Regions from separate parts of the Homo sapiens genome. Here region 1 is linked to region 2. Evidence: read pairs that join two places in POLR2A ChIA-PET (ENCODE). Cell type or tissue: OCI-LY7. All regions are shown on one strand. Each heading gives the region's core, and the rest is flanking DNA. Links, peaks and the distances in the headings are about the cores only.

Region 1 (4,402 bases), core at 201-4,200, 96 kb before region 2:
TATTACTTACAGGCACACACCACTACTCCTGGTTAATTTTTGTATTTTTAGTAGAGACAAGGTTTCACCATGTTGGTCAGGCTGGTCTCGAACTCCTGACCTCGTGATCCACCTGCCTCGGCCTCCCAAAGTGCTGGAATTACAGGAGTGAGCCACCTCACCCGGCCAATACCAGGTCTTATTTCTTTTTTCCTTTTTTTTTTTGAAACGGAGTCTCAGTCTGTCATCCCAGCTGGAGTGCAGTGGTGCAATCTCGGCTCCCTGCAAGCTCTGCCTAGCTGAGACTACAGGTGCCCGCCACCACGCCTGGCTAATTTTATGTATTTTTAGTAAAGACTGTTAGCCAGGATGGTCTCTATCTCCTGATCTGGTGATCTGCCCGCCTCGGCCTCCCAGAGTTCTGGAATTACAGGCATGAGCCACCGCTCCCGGCCTCCAGGTCATATTTCTTAAAGAATATTTATAATCTTCTGCATAATGGAGTGGTAAAAAGGAATAAAAGAATATTTATTTATATTATAGGAGAAAGCCAAATTATGTTTGAGAGTTGCAGATAAGGGAGATTTTTAACATTTTAAGACAAATCAAGCATTAATGTGGATTTGGCCAAGATTAACTATTTGCATGCATATACCTTCTATTTAATCATGGGTTTATGAGGAATTTTTTTTTTTTTTTTTTTTTTTTTGAGACGGAGTGTCGCTCTGTCACCCAGGCTGGACTGCAGTGGCGTGATCTCCACTCACTGCAAGCTCTGCCTCCTGGGTTCACGCCATTCTCCTGCCTCAGCCTCCCGATTAGCTGGGGCTACGTGGTGGCACCTGCCACCACCCCCGGCTAATTTTTTTGTATTTTTAGTAGAGACGGAGTTTCACTGTGTTAGCCAGGATGGTCTGGATCTCCTGATCTTCTGATCCTCCCGCCTCAGCCTCCCAGAGTGCTGGGATTACAGACGTGAGCCACCGTGCCCAGCCTATGGGGAACATTTTTAATTAAATAAGAAATTGTTTCATTTCAGCTTCTACCATAGTCTCTTGGATTCACTTGGTATAATGTGACAAAACTTTGCATGTTAAAAGTTTTGTTTTTATTTTGTTTTCTTATTTCTAAGCTTTTTATTTTATGTATCTTGCTACCAATATTTTTAGGTGTTGAAACTACCTAGATTGTGGACACAAAAATAAACATTTACAGAGTTGGCAGTCTGCCTTTTTGTTTTAAGAGGCAGAGCCTGAAGGTGTAGCTATTTGGATCTAGTGGAGCATAATATTCTTGAATGATCTGTTCTGGTGAATTATGAGTGTGTGTTTGAGAAGGAGTCTTGCGCTGTCATCCAGGCTGGAGTGCAGTGGCGCGATCTCGGCTCACTGCAACCTCCACCTCCCGGGTTCAAGTGATTCTCCTGCCTCAGCCTCCTGAGGAGCTGGGATTACAAGCGTGCACCACCATGCCCAGCTAATTTTTTTATTTTTAGTAGAGACAGTTTCACCATGTTGGTCAGGCCGGTCTCAAACTCCTTCCTGACTTTGTGATCTGCCCCCCTTAGCCTCCTAAAGTACTGGGATTACAGGCGTGAGCCACCACGCCTGTCTGTGTGTTTGTTTGTTTTTTTAAGAGATAGGGTCTCGCTCTGTCCCTCAGACTGTAGTGCAGTGGTATGATCATAGCTCACTGCAGCCTCAAACTCCTGGGCTCAAGCCTCTGGAATAGCTGGGACTACAGGTGTGTGCCACCATGCCTAGCTGATTTTTAAAATTTTTATAGAGATAGTCTCACTATGTTGACCAGGCTGGTCTTGAATTCCTGGCCTCAAGGGATCCTCCTGCTTAGGCCTCCCAAAGCGTTGGGATTGTAGGTGTGAGCTGCTGCTCCTGGCCAAATTATGAATTCTCAATAGGAAATATTTGAAGACCTGGAAAAGAACATAAAAGCATGCTACCAATAGGAAATGTTAATTAAATCACAAATTTACCACCACTGTATAATAAGGTGTTAAGTTTACAGACTTGTGAATAATAGAGTTATAGATTCAAATTCCAGGTCTGCCACTTATTCATATGACACTGAACAGTGTCTTAATCTAAGATCCTCTATTTTCACCTGAAATAGAGGAATAACCTAATAGCTACTTAATCAGATTGAGGAGTACATGCCATTGCATATGTGAAGTGTCTAGTGCTTAGTAATTAATAGCCATTAAATGATTTCTGAATTTTTGTCTTTAATGTCAGGGCAATATAGTGCAATGTTACTAAAATATAATTTTGGGAAACGAATAAGGTAGATAAGTGAAAGTGACATGTATATCATAGCATGCAGATTTCCTGAGTTAGTGAAGAGCATGCTTGAACCTCAGTTTTCTGAGTTGTCAGATGGGGATATTAGCATTTTATTCCATAGATTTTTAGGACTCTGTAAGTTAATGCAAAGACACTTGGAACACAACTCAGTACGTAATACATAATAAGTGCCCACTAGAATATATTGTTATGGTTCAACATCTTTATACTAGAGGTAGAGATTAAAGGAATTAGAGAAGCTCATCGGTGATATCATAGAGCTGTTGGGTTTTGAAGTTGAAAAATACGTTAGAGATCATCGGGTAGCATAGTAGGTACTATTTTTGAGTGAAACTCTTAAGTGATCTACTTAAAGGAACAAAGCTTTCTGGAGGCAGAATTTAATGCAACTGATGCTTCCTTTTTCCTGACTGAAACTGCTAATCATGTACAGCACACTGTCTCCTAATTTTTTATCCTTATTAAATCTGAGATTTATAAAATGACATCACTTTTCTGGAACTTTTTTCCTGACAGATTAAAAACCACATGTTTGACTGTGTGCAGTGGCTCACACCTGTAATCCCAGCACTTTGGGAGGCCGAGGCAGGTGGATCACCTGAGGTCAGGAATTCGAGACCAGCCTGGCCAACATGGTGAAATCCTGTCTCTTCTAAAAATACAAAAATTAGTTAGTCGGGTATGGTGTTGCGCGCTTGTAATTTCAGCTGCTTGGGAGGCTGAGGCAGGAGAATCTCTTGAACCTGGGAGATGGAGGGCATGCCACTGCACTCTAGCCTGGGCAACAGAGTGAGACTCCATCTCAAAAAAAAAAAAATCACGTTTTTGGTTTTAATTTATCTGACTTACCTTATGTAGATTTGTTGGTCACTTATTTAAGATATCTTTGTTCAGCTGATGTTTTTCATTATGTTTGAAGGAAATATAATTGATTTTCTTTCTTTCTTTTTTTTCTTTAGGCGAAGTCTGGCCTTATCACCCAGGCTGGAGTGCAGTGGCGCAATCTTGGCTCGCTGCAATCTCCGCCTCCCCAATTCAAGTGATTCTCCAGCCTCAGCCTGCCGAGTAGCTAGGACTATAGGCGTGTGCCATCACACCTGGCTAATTTTTGTATTTTTAGTAGAGATGGGGTTTCACCGTGTTGGCCAGGCTGGTCTCAAACTCCTGACCTCAACGGGAGATCCTCCCTCCTCGGCCTCCCAAAGTGCTAGAATTACAGACATGAGCCACTGCCGAGAATTGGTTTTTACTTAGATTTGATAGGCCTGTTATTTCTAATAAGAAATGGATTTTCAAAAATAAATTACTTTTTCCTTCCCCAGATTTGACAAAACATTTATCAGGGGGCTATTCCTGTATCAGTCTTTTTAGAAATGTTTAGATGCTTGGAATAAGAATATGAGGATGATAGTGCGTCTGCTTTCTGTTGCTTGCCTCAATGCTGCATCCAGATCACCTGGGCTACACAATTACAAACAGATTATCTGGCCCAAGGTGAAGAATCAGAAATGGGTAAGACCTTTCCAAATAGAGGTAACAAGAGTTAAGATTTTGGGCTGGGTGCTGTGGCTCACGCCTGTAATCCCAGCACTTTGGAAGGCTGAGGTGGGCAAATCACGAGCTCAGGAGTTTGAGACTAGCCTGGCCAAAATGGTGAAACCCTGTCTCTACTGAAAGTACAAAAATTAGCTGGGCGTGGTGGCATGCACCTGTAGTCCCAGATACTCAGGAGGCTGAGGCAGGAGAGTTGCTTGAACCTGGGAGGCAGAAGGTTGCAGCAAGGCAAGATGGCGCTACTGCACTCCAGCCTGGGCGAGAGAGTTAAGAGACTCCACCTTGAAAAAGAAAAAAAAAAAAGAGTTAAGATTTTTTTTGAGACAGAGTCTTGCTCTATCGCCCAGGCTGGAGGGCAGTGGCATGATGTCGACTCACTGCAACCTCCGCCTCCCAGATTCAAGCAATTCTCCTGCCTCAGCTTCCCAGGTAGCTGGGATTACAGGCATGTGCCACCACACCCGGCTAATTTTTGCATTTTTAAAAGAGACGGGGTTTCACCGTGTTGGCCATGCTGGTCTCGAACTCCTGACTTCAAGTGATCCACC
Region 2 (4,373 bases), core at 374-4,373:
TCATGTCCATAGCCCATTGTTTAATTGGGTTTTTTTTTGCTATTGAGTTGAGTTCCTTATATATTTTGGATATTAAGCCATTCTCAGATTTATGGTTCATGAGTATTTTCTCCCATTCTATAGGTTGTCTCTTCACTCTGTTGACTGTTTCCTTTTCTGTACAGAAGATTTTAGTTTGACACAATCATATTTATCTATTTTTGCTTTTGTTGCTTGTTCTTTTCAGGTTCTATTCAAAAAAATCTTTCCCAAGACTAACGTCAAGAAGCTTTTTCCTCATGTTTTCTTCCAGCGGTTTTCAATTTCTGGTGTTACATTTAAGTCTTTAATTCATTTTGAATTGGTTTTTGTATATGGTTTGATATAAGGGTCCAGTTTCATTCTTCTGCATAGGATATCCAGTTTTCTCAACAGCATTTATTAAAGAGATGTCCTTTCCCTTTTGTGTGTTCTTGGCAACTTGGATGAGAATCATTTGAACATACACTTGTAGAAGTATTTCTGGGCTCTCTGTTCCATTAGTCTATGTTTTTTTTTTAAATGCTAGTATCACGCTGTTTGGATTACTACAGCTTTGTAATATATTTTGAGATCGGGTAGTGTGATGTCTCCAGCTTTGTTCTTTTTGCTCAAGATTGCTTTGGCTATTCGGGGTCTAAGGCAACTGCAAATAAGTTATAGCAAATGCTAGAATGAAGGGACCAATGTCCAAGACTATATGTCTACGCTTTATTGGCCTGTAACTTTTATGAACAGTTTTCTGGCCTATCTAACTATCCATGAGACCTTGAATAATTCAAATTCTCAAGTTCCTAGTATGTTGTTAGGCATGCAAAATATGTGGAACATAAAGATGAGTATAACTCGAGTTGTGGCCTCAACTTAGTTTAGTAGAGAAGACAGATAAGTAAAAGAAAAGAATTTCCAAGGTTCTAAAATTCTGATTCCAAATGCAGCTGTTTTTCAACTTTTGTATGTTTCAATGTCATCCTTCTTCCCCACTATACATTATGAACTGAAAGCTCTTAAATTGTCACCTTGATTTAACTTGGACACATTAACTGATAAACATTTGGAGCCACCCAAGTGTCTGGCAACATCTTGAGTTGTTATTTTTGTTGTTGTTTGTGGTGATGGTCCTGTGTCTGTGCACACACATGTGCGTGCCTATATAGCAGTGTTGGGGAGTTGAGTATTTTATCGAACTTTAAATATTTGACATTTTATTGCATTGTGCCATCAGTTAATAAAATGAAGAAGGGAAAATTACATAGCGATAAGATGGGTAGATCTCATAAACCACACAAAGTTGGATAAAGTCGTACAATTAAAACAAAGATGGAAATCAGGTAAGACTATTTAGCTTCAATCAGAAGATTAGCCTATGGACTGTGTGCTCAATTATGAAGAAAAATAAATTAAGAAACAAATGTAAAATGGCTAGAAATACATTGCTAATGCGTATGCCCAAAGACAGATATACAGTAATTACTCTGGAAAAAGAATCCCATTTATAATGTGTAAGTCAATCATTTGACTTTTGCATATTTAACTTTCAGCTTGTTTTCTAGGAAAGTACTATGTTGTAAAGTAGGAAATTATAACTTTCTATTAATAACCAAAACTAGTTTGATTTGACAGCATATACTGTACTACAGTATGTCCTAGTATGATCAAGAACAGTCTCTGCTTTTAGGGAGTTTGTAGTTTAGTTTGGGACACAGAATGTCGATAAATGTGTTACTTAAAATTCAGAAAAGAAGAAATAAAAAAGCTTGAGTCCAGGAGTTTGACGCTGTAGTGTGCTATGATTGTGCCTATGAATACCAACTGTGCTCCAGCCTGGGCACATAGCAAGACCCCCATCTCTAAAACAAAAAAATTGAAATTAAAATTTATAAAAACAAATAGACTGTAAAACATTTTTACAAAATTAAATATGCAGTTTAATCTAAAGATATCTTTTTTTCTAAAATAATTGTGTATTTCTTCAATGTTTTCTTATCAATTATCTTTCTTAAAAGAAAAAATTGAGGCCAGGCGCGGTGGCTCACGCCTGTAATCCCAGCACTTTGGGAGGCCGAGGTGGGCGGATCACAAGGTCAAGAGATCGAGACCATCCTGGCTAATGCAGTGAAACCCTGTCTCTACTAAAAATACAAAAAATTAGCCGGGCGTAGTGGTGGGCGCCTGTAGTCCCAGCTACTCAGGAGGCTGAAGTAGGAGAATGGCGTGAACCCGGGAGGCGGAGCTTGCAGTGAGCCGAGATTGTGCCACTGCACTCCAGCCTGGGCGACAGAGCCAGACTCTGTCTCAAAAAAAAAAAAAAAAATTTGAGATGGGGGTCTCACTATGCTGCCCAGGCTGGTCTTGAACTCCTGGCTCAAGTGATCCTCCCAAAGTGCTGGGATTACAGGCGTGAGCCACCACACCTAGCTTGAATTATCTTTCTTAAATTGTATTTGGATTACTTGGCTAATGCCAACCTTTTGAGATTATTTTGGTTATCATACATTTAGTTTTACTTAACACAAATAAAAATGAATTATGCTCAGAATATTATTTTGAGGGCAGCTTTAAAAAGAAGCATCCATATAGTTGCAAAATAATTATAATGAAGTACAGAAATGGGACAGTAGGACAAAATAATTCTAAGTAGCAACCCCCCCACTTCGCCCCATCATAAATGTTTAATTTCAAAATACACTTGAGGATTTTTCTCCTCAATTGCTTTATGCTTAAATTAATTATTGGTGGATAAGGTGGCCCAAAATGTGTTTTTTGGTAGAGAAGTGAGTTTGCGAAATGTTCCTGTGGGTATGACATTAAGCGGTAGCCACAAATAGGAAGGAAACCAAGAAGTGATTGCAAAATCACATTTTATTTTTAAGGAGGAAGTTTTGCAACATAGTGTATTTGATGAAACAATCTCCCAAGGGAGAAAGGACTAGACGGCTACTTTAATCTATTTCATTACCAGGTTATCATTTATTAATGTATCTACTCTGGTAAAAGTAGCTTAATAGCAATTAAACAATTAAGATGTTGATGAATGAGCTTAGCTTATTCTTAGAAGGATCAGATTATTAGGAAGAAGCTGTTAGTAAACCTCTTTGTTTCACTTGGTTGTTTATAATAGCAATGTATCATGAACTTCTATTGATCTTTATGAAAATATAAGCTCAATACAGTGTGGTAATAGTCTACAGATTGTTGTATTAAGTTATTTTAAAAATTACTTCGGGTTTGGTTAACCTATTTGCCTAGGATGGATAGAAGAGTTAGAGTCTATCAGTAGCTGAAAACAGCACATCAGTGAAGGCTGGGGATGGTGGCTCACGCCCGTAATCCCAGCACTTTGTGAGGCGGGGTGGATGGGTCACTTGAGCTCAGGAGTTCAAGACCAGCCTGGGCAACATGGTGAAACTCCATCTCTACAAAAATTACAAAAATAGCCGGGCTGAGCTGGGAGGATGGCTTGATCCTGGGAGGCAGAGGTTGCAGTGAGCTGAGATCATGCCACTGCACTCCAGTCTGGGCGACAGAACCAGACCCTTTCTCAGAAAAAAAAAAAAAAAAAAAAAAGTACATCAGTGATTTGATTATTTATTTATTTATTTATTTATGAGATGGAGTCTCACTCTATTGCCCAGGCTGGAGTGCAGTGGTGCAATCTCTGCTCACTGCAACCTCTGCCGCCTGAGTTCAAGTGATTCTCCGGCCTCAGCCTCCCAAGTAGCTGGGATTACAGGCATGCACCACCACACCTGGCTAAGTTTTCTATTTTTTTTTTTTTTTTTTTTAGTAGAGACGGGGTTTCACCATGTTGCGAACTCCTGACCTCAAGTAATCCGCCCACCTCAGACTCCCAAAGTGCTGGGATTACAGGCATGAGCCACTGCCCCCGGCCAGAATATTTATTAAATTCCTATCATATATTCAAGGTATGAGGTTAGATGCTGTCCTGTAATGTTAAACATTGCCTGGATCTACAAGCACAGCAACATGGTTCAAGAATATGATTTCTAGGTCCAATCTGCTTTCTAAAAACTTGCTAAAGGATTTTTTTTTTTTGAGACGGAGTCTTGCTCTGTCGCCCAGGCTGGAGTGTAGTGGCGCCATCTCAGCTCACTGCAACCCCTGCCTCCTGGTTTCAAGAGATTCTCCTGCCTCAGCCTCCCAAGTAGCTGGGATTACAGACGCTCACCACCACGCTCACCTAATTTTGTATTTTTAGTAGAGACACAGGTTTCACCATGTTGGCCAGGATGGTCTCGATCTCCTGACCTCGTGATCCACCCACCTCAGCCTCCCAAAGCGCTGAAATTACAGGCGTGGGCCACTGCACCCAGCTAGGTTCTTTGAATTCTATT

Evidence for each region. Peaks named below come from ENCODE experiments on the same cell type or tissue, not always from the same donor. Only the 100,000 strongest peaks of a DNase experiment are listed, where the experiment ranks them.
Region 1: POLR2A ChIA-PET joins it to region 2 with 7 read pairs; 4 of 35 experiments call an interaction of 5 or more read pairs at or near these places.

What each region holds. Positions count from the first base shown.
Region 1 is chr12:98,520,438-98,524,839 of GRCh38, forward strand. All of the region lies in intron 1 of TMPO (thymopoietin), which reads left to right. Among named protein-coding and RNA genes, the nearest start is that of TMPO-AS1, 6.4 kb to the left of the region's middle. In OCI-LY7, for the core only: no CTCF peak of the experiment used is centred there; a DNase peak (open chromatin) is centred at 264; H3K4me3 peaks cover 2,152 bases; H3K27ac peaks cover 2,595 bases.
Region 2 is chr12:98,616,311-98,620,683 of GRCh38, forward strand. It overlaps a transcript of IKBIP not described here. Among named protein-coding and RNA genes, the nearest start is that of SNORA53, 19 kb to the left of the region's middle. In OCI-LY7, for the core only: no CTCF peak of the experiment used is centred there; no DNase peak of the experiment used is centred there.